Linked DNA regions of Homo sapiens: region 2 is linked to region 1. Evidence: chromatin contacts called from ENCODE Hi-C or POLR2A ChIA-PET data. All regions are on one chromosome and are shown on one strand. The core of a region is the stretch at or near the end of the contact, and the rest is flanking DNA. Distances in the headings are between cores, read along the strand shown.

The links. Hi-C counts contacts between places; a loop is a spot of excess contacts on that map. ChIA-PET counts read pairs that join two places held with the same protein, here RNA polymerase II (POLR2A). Pooled maps may share reads with other maps.
Region 2: a loop to region 1 is called in a pooled map, with 5 times the contacts of the local background. The contact joins two enhancer-like sites. A Hi-C loop is called at or near these places in 1 of 168 maps with a recorded cell type or tissue (Right ventricle myocardium inferior) and 3 of 50 pooled maps. POLR2A ChIA-PET finds 5 or more read pairs at or near these places in 2 of 52 experiments (MCF 10A and activated CD4-positive, alpha-beta T cell).

Annotation. Positions count from the first base shown.
Region 1 is chr5:93,090,805-93,094,872 of GRCh38, forward strand. No RefSeq gene overlaps it. Among named protein-coding and RNA genes, the nearest start is that of LINC02058, 150 kb to the left of the region's middle. Within about 2 kb of position 1,712, at least 2 of the 41 ENCODE cell types and tissues checked have a DNase peak (open chromatin) inside an H3K27ac peak, as active enhancers do.
Region 2 is chr5:93,605,312-93,609,379 of GRCh38, forward strand. No RefSeq gene overlaps it. Among named protein-coding and RNA genes, the nearest start is that of MIR2277, 13 kb to the right of the region's middle. RefSeq lists a silencer at 2,512-2,806. Within about 2 kb of position 2,225, at least 4 of the 41 ENCODE cell types and tissues checked have a DNase peak (open chromatin) inside an H3K27ac peak, as active enhancers do.

The sequences.
Region 1 (4,068 bases), core at 462-2,961:
ATATTCTACAGTAAGTCAAGAAAATGTGGGGAAATAGGGGGAAAAGGCTAATAGGACCTTCAAACCCTCTATCTGGAAATGTCGGGAATCTAGACTGTGTCTAAGGGGCAAAGGTCACAAAAGAAGAACAAAGCCAGGAAGCTGAACCTGGTCTTGTATGTTTGGATCCCATCTCATTCGTTTTTCCCTTCATTTTCAGTCTGTCCAAAATTAGGATGTTTGGTGTTATGGAGGTTCACCTGGGAAAAATCAGGAGGCCGCCGAGTGTAACTGTGGGATGGCATCACAGTAAGCAAGAAGCTTAAAATCTAATCCATTACCAGGGAATTGAATCCAGGGAACATGGCTTCATTAAAGACTACGACTTTATAAATAACTACACATAAATAGACCGCTTTGCCTTAGAGAATAATATATTTCAAAATTATTATCTACTTAAAATATTTTACCTAAAAGAATTCACAATTAGCTTTCAATATTTAAACAGTACATTAGAAATGGAATGATTATAAATATCAGAAACAAAAGCCACTTCATTACAGTATGAACATATGCTAACATACCACATACTGCTTTTGAATTTAATAATAATATAGTTTATCTTTTTTTAACTGACATAAGGGTTTTGATAATAGCTAATATAAATATATGAAATGTCAAATTTAGAAGATAGTGCTTAAACATTTGTCTCTTAGAGAGTATTGTTAAACTTAACTTTTATTAACTCTGAGAATCAAAGAGAAATATGGTGATGCTAGTGAACGTTTGAAAATCTTTTATTTTATCACTTTTAATGCATGTTTAATATTTAACATTCATCTTATTACAGTCAGGAATTGTGAAATGCTTGTGCTGTTTCTAAACAGTTTTAAAGTTCAATGCACAGTCACAATTCAGAGGGGAGATTTCACACATTTATGGAAAATAAGCCATTTTTGCAGTAAAGTTGCAAAGTGTGAAAGAATTCTTGTTTTATCTGCCTTACTTATCATGTTTATGAATTATTTTGCCTGGAAGTAAATTGACAAGTTGTCAATGAACAATAGAAAGTGCCCCAGCTAGGCTTTTCACAGGTTCAGATGCCTTTGGGCAAAAGGGCTAAATCTGTAGTTGCAATCTAGCATATGGAGCACTGAAAAAAGTGGCAACAGGGTGAGAGACATTCCCTGCAAAATGCATGCGGTTGTTGCTCTCTAACCAATCTGCTTGGACCACTGTACATTATGAATTCAGGTACCATCGTCTTGCCATACAGGAATAGGATTCCTTGCCTCCATATAATAATTTGTTTCTGTTTTATCCTAGTTTACTTTGGTCTACTTTGTCATTTTGAACTATTTTAATTCTCCAAATGATTATTATTAAATATTCATCTTTAGTAATAAAAAGCCATTTCCCTATTCTAGGTGACTGTCTATTGGAAACTTCCCACAGAATCCCATAGGAAGGAAAACAATCTCAGAGACCCTTTTTTCAGTGGGTAAGGGTAGACCTTGACTTCCGCCTTTAACCACCACATTTTAGGATTACCTGGCTATAACATTTCATGTCCTTTTCTCCCATCTCATGTTTTTCACAATGCTATTTTGAGACTATTTTATGATAACTCATACAGCTGAATAAATTACTAAACAGCTAAGTGGGCTTTCAGTAGATGGCACTCTTTGTTCTGAATCAGCCCAATATTGTTTTGCCACTTCACTGAAAGGCCAGCTGTTCTTTGAAGCTCCTGCCTTCCAGATATGCCACTCTCTAAGACACAGGGATGTGGTTTAGGGTAAAAGTTATGGCTGGGATTTCTAACCCAAGAAACAAGAAGGACACAAAAGACAGCCTCATGAATAAGAGTTCATTAGGAAAAAAAAAAAAGCTGAAGTTTGAATATGAGAAAAGCCAAGTCCGGTGTCAGTTATGGATGTGGTTAGACTCATAGAGCCAAGAGTTTTAATGTAGACTTGAAATAAGCTCAGAGAAAGTGCATGTTAGAAAGAAGTGACGTGGAAGGTGACTGGGATTTTATAGGAAAATCTAAAAGTGATGATTACTGACCTTGATGGGCCAGCCAGCTCATGGTGTATGGGAGGGTCAGGCCAGACAAAGCAGGAGTATATTTCTGCTCTCTAGTGGTTTCTTGTTTATCACACACCCCTTTTCTATCTGTCTCCACAGTCATTGATGATTCTTGCCCCTGGTTTGCACTCTTTTCCTAATCTCCAGGCATCATCTTGTGTCACTTCCACACTAAGTAGATGATCTCTTTAGTACTTGTAAGTCTCCTCCATTGGGAGCTTCTCTAGCCTTTCATCTTCATTTCATTGTAACAATGTCGTGGCCACATCCTGGACCTTGTCTCCACTTACAAAATAATTCACTCAGAGAGTGGGATCTCCTGCTCTATTCACAGTGTTATAATGTATGGATAGTGTTATAATGGGTTCCTGCTACTGTGTTGCCTCAAAACCTACTCTTCACGTTTAATATATTCCCCAACACGTCAACCCCCGCCTACTTAGGTTCCAACTCCAACTACCTGCATTAATCTCACTGTTAACGTAATAATTTTAATGACAATATTACCAAAACCTCCAATTCACTCACTCCCATAAGGCAATGTACAGTGGAAAAGAACATTCCTGGAATCAGAGAGTACTACAGGCTTTTGCCACTTTTGAAAACCTGCTATTTCAAACTTTGTTCATCTGTAAATTAGACTCAATGTCTAACAAATACCTTTTTTATTGAGAAATTGCTGCTGCTTTAATGAAATAACACAGATAATATCTCTTCAGACCAGTTTCTTCTCCATCGTCTTCCCTTACTCTTCTGCTGTAACCATCCTGAAAATTCCACATCAGGAATGAGCCCTTCTATTCATTTTTATCTACTCCTGTTCCTAGGCTTCTGAAGGCACCCAGGAAAATCTCTTAACTGTGCTAATAATTTTTGCAAATTTAGGAATTTCTACTAATTCTTTTTTTTGTGTTCATGAAGTAATTTACTTATTTATTTATTATACTTTAAGTTCTAGGGTACATGTGCACAGCCTGCAGGTTTGTTACATATGTATACATGTGCCATGTTGGTGTGCTGCACCCATTAACTCGTCATTTACATTAGGTGTATCTCCTAATGCTATCCCTCCCCTCTCCCCCACCCCACGAAAGGCACCAGTATGTGATGTTACCCTTCCTGTGTCCAAGTGTGCTCATTGTTCAATTCCCACCTATGAGTGAGAACATGCAGTGTTTGGTTTTTTGTCCTTGCAATAGTTTGCTGAGAATGATGGTTTCCAGTTTCATCCATGTCCCTACAAAGGACATTAACTCATCCTTTTTTATGGCTGCATAGTATTCCATGGTGTGTATATGCCACATTTTCTTAATCCAGTCTATCATTGACGGACATTTGGGTTGGTTCCAAGTCTTTGCTATTGTGAATAATGCCGCAATAAACATACGTGTGCATGTGTCTTTATAGCAGCATGATTTATAATCCTTTGGGTATATACCCAGTAATGGGATGGCTGAGTCAAATGGTATTTCTAGTTCTAGATCCCTGAGGAATTGCCACACTGACTTCCACAATGGTTGAACTAGTTTACAGTCCCACCAACAGTGTAAAACTGTTCCTATTTCTCCACGTCCTCTCCATACCTGTTGTTTCCTGACTTTTTAATGAACACCATTCTAACTGGTGTGAGATGGTATTTCATTGTGGTTTTGATTTGCATTTCTCTGATGGCCAGTGATGATGAGCATTTTTTCATGTGTCTGTTGGCTGCATAAATATCTTCTTTTGAGAAGTGTCTGTTCATATCCTTTGCCCACTTTTTGATGGTGTTGTTTTTTTCTTGTAAATTTGTTTGAGTTCTTTGTAGATACTGGATATTAGCCCTTTGACAGATGAGTAGATTGCAAAAATTTTCTCCCATTCTGTAGGTTGCCTGTTCACTCTGATGGTAGTTTCTTTTGCTGTGAAGAAGCTCTTTAGTTTAATTAGATCCCACTCGTCAATTTTGGCTTTTGTTGCCATTGCTTTTGGTGTTTTAGACATGAAGTCCTTGCCCAT
Region 2 (4,068 bases), core at 975-3,474, 520 kb after region 1:
AGGGCCATGCCATATAGAGGAGAAAACCTTCTTTTAAAAAAGATTTAAACCCACAGTACCACTTGTTTGTTGTTGTTGTTGTTATCATGATTATGATGGTTATTATGTCGTCCCCTCCTTTTTGCACTTGATCTGATGAGAGAACTTTTTTTAAGAGTGTGAAATGAAGGACACAAAGACATATATCAATGAAAAGAAGAAAGTGGCCCTTTTAATGAGAACTAAAGAAAACCCAAATGTAGATGAAGTGTACCGTAAAAGCTGCTTCAAAGTCCATCTTAATTCCCTTGGGCTCAGTCATCACGAACGCGTGATAATTGGGAGTTCTGCACGGAGGTAAGGCCGCCATAGGGTGGGGAGTCCCGCAGATGCACCTCCCTGCCCTGTAATCCCAAATACATTTCAACCAAGAACTTGGAGATATTACAGAACCCAGATTTGGCTACTCCACCTTCAAACGCTACCTGCCCATTAAAGACATTTTGTTTTCTTCCAGAGCAACTGTGCTCACTAGGGGAGCATCATCCTCTGTCCCACCCCACCTCACCCCCCAGCAGGCTGATATAGGCTGGACAATATTGTAAGGTTTTGATCATTATTTTGTGATCAACTCTGTTTAATTTTCTATTTATTTTCGGACCTGAGCCTTTCTGGATCACAAAAGTCCCCACAAGTAACACAGCAATAAATCTGAACAAAAATAAGACAGATTTCCTTATCGATGTGTAATAAAGTTAAAGGACATTGTTTTGTCAGACAAGCGCTAAGTAGAAAATAAATCTCAGGGTCTGGGGAAACAAAACGGAGCGCTGCTGGCATGTGTGTAAATTTACTTTTAAAAGCAATAAATCAATGTTAAATTAAACAGCTGGGTACCCTGTCTAGGAGAAGGTTCCGTGTTTAAGAAGACCTTGATGGGAGAAATGTACTATTTAACAAGACACACACACACACACACACACACACACACACACACAAAGTTAAATTTTTATTGGCATCCGGAGGCAAGACTGCCCTGGGAACTTTTCTTCTGAACTTCAGAGAGGGAGAGGGAAATAAGAGAGAGCATGAATTGTGTCTACTGTCCATCCTCAGATCTTTACACATATTTTCAGGCATAAGGAGAAAAGGAGGTTTTGTAGAAATGTATTAGATGTGTTCTAAATTGTGGGTTAAACTATGAAGTCTCTCTTTATTGGCTTAGGTTTGTTGGGTGGGTTGTGATTTTTCTGAGATTTTTTTTTCCTGTAAGTTCTATGACCTGTGAGTGTGTTAAGCATACTCTTATCTCATGCTTCCTTTATTCTTAATGTGGTTGTTTTGCACAGCAAATAGCACAGTAGAAAAATCAAGAGGACTGTTATTTCATATCTATTGTGCTTGTGTTCATTAAGTAGCAAACCTGAGATTGGAGTAGCATTTGATATTCAACAGGAATATTTTAATATTTCATTTTCTAATTTTTTTGTTTTTGTTTTTGTTGTTATTTTACAAAACTTCACTTCACTGGGAAAAAAATTGTGTGTGGGACATGGAGATGAGGAGAGAACAATAGAAAAGCCTAGCTCTGGCTCTGTATTCTAAGAACAATGTGAATCAATGAGCTACTATAGAGGCAATATTCAATAGCAGGAAATTAAGAGTAGTTTAAGACTAGCATGTATATACACTGGATTATTTTCCAGCCTTAAAATGAAATTCCAGAAAGACTCTTTAGAAAGCACACATATTATTGAGATGAACTCTCTCAGTCTTTTGAATTCAGATGGACTGGTTTAAAAGAAAAATATGCGGTACCTGCCTCTACAGAAACCAGCAGATTATTCTTTACTTTCTTCACATTGAAATCCCAGAAGCTTTATTTTGTAGTTACATTGTTAGCCCAGTTCCAAAGAATATTCATATAATTAGGTAACATTATTCAAACTTTAAAATTATTTTTAAAAAGTGTTTCAACCCCACCCCCACCCCCTTCAAGCTACACACTAACAGGGTAGTTTTCTAGCTTTCTAGCTACCTTTGACTTTTCTTCAGCCAAAGAAAATATCAAAGACCCAGTTGCCTGGAGAAGAATAAAGTTACAGCATTTATATTTAGGAGGCAGCATTCCATTTCCATGACCATCAGTGGCTTGTTAAGTAAATATGTGTCTTATGCCACTCGGAGAGAGCTCAGATCGCCTGTCAGGAGGCGTCTGGGCAGCCTTGTAAACTCAGAGTGACTTCTCATATCGTGCTATGTTTTCCCAGCGATGCGCTTTCCTCTGCGCTGAAGCCCTGGGAATCATTTCAGCCCAAGGTGAGCCTTTCAGGCACTGCTCTTTGTCCCCATTTGGATAAGAAGGTGCAAAACTAGTTAGACACTAGGCTGATTTTGGGGAGGTGGTAGGAGGGGATGGAGAAGCGGCCTGTTCTAATTAAAGACAATAAGCAATCCTGCGAGGAGCTGTCCTTTAGCCTTGGCTGGAGGCAGAAACGGTCTGTCTCACCTCAGTTGTTAGGTTTATTTGAGCTGGTCGGTGAGGCGAAGAGCAGAAACTTGCAGGTAGCTCTGGGCTCAGGTGAGACTGGGTGGATGGTTAAATCACAGCAAGTGATCTCGAAGTCCCCCTTTACCTCCCCATCCCCTGTCCTTCTGTGCTCTGTGCTTGACTCAGGCATACTTTGATTCTAACTTTGCTTGCTAGATGGCGCTCGGTGTCTCAGGACTTTCTGTTTCAGAATTAAAGCGGCTTTTTAGCACCGTTGTTCTGAACTATTTGTGGGCATTTGATCAGTACAGTGCTGGTAATGTTATTATTGCCCTTGTTTTCGTCACACTTTTTCTCTTTTTGATTAAGGTATCGTCCAGGTGGGAGCTGCCCATCTTAATCCATATAATAATGAAATTCAGGGAAACTCTGCACCTAAATTTAGGGCACATGTGTGGTTCAATTACCTGTTCTGGTGCACTTAAAAAGGCACCTTAGTAACTTTCCTCCAAGAATGTGATTGAGGTTTTCAAGAGGACAACTCAGCAGGTCCAGATGGTGATTTACAATCGTCGAGGTTTCCCACTAGAGTCCACCACCCTCTCCCACCACTACTCCCCATTCTCACTCGAAGATGAATCAGGCTGATGTGGGGAACTTATTACTTTCATTTGTCATTATGAGATAGCATTAATTGATTGAAAAAGTATTATGATTTCTTTATAGCCCAAGTACTAAAAATTTATGTCTACAAAGAGATATATTTTAATATTAGTAATGAAAGTCACTACACAGCTTGTTTCACAAGAAGAATGATTTGTGGATTCTAATGTATATTTATTTCAATCACTAAATGATTCTTCTCAGATATTCAAAACACTTTTGGAGGGATTCCTTTGTGTTGAAGCACGAAGAGAGAAAATCAGTAGTTCTAAATTTCTGGTGGAAAAAATTAAGATAAGCCAAAAAGACCTGAATATTGTTTTGTCGAATGAAGATGTCATTTTCACAGCACCCACTGCTCTCATACCATTGTCTGTTTTTTAAAGAAAGGATTGCTGGTGAGGAAGGCAACGGTTGCAAATTAAAAATATCTCTTTATAACTTTAAACACTTTGACATGGGAGAGTTTAACTTGTTACTTGCTTTTAGGATTTGGAAACTAATTTGTATAGAAATGTTCTACCTTTGGGGGAAATTAACAACACACAGAGCTCGGTGGTTTGGAAACCTTTTGTCAAACCTTGGCTGCTTTGGTGAAGAACCCCGCAAAGACTCTCTCTAGGTGTTAGGCTGAAACTAGCAGGCGCTGAAAACCTAAAGCAGAAAATTTACAACTTGATCAGCCCCAGCCACACACCAAAAAACCTGCTACTGGTGCAAACATATGTTACAGATTAAGTTAAGCAAATGGCTCTCATTTTTTCAGGGTTGAAAGTTGATCATGAAAATTCAAATTTGAGTGCATTGTGCTTCTAATAGATCACTAGATCCTCAGATGCTTACAAATCCTCCCCAACCATTTACTCAAGAAATTTCATATATTTTATCACCTTCTTGAGATCCTAGCTTAGAATCTCATGCAAATTGACTCTAGT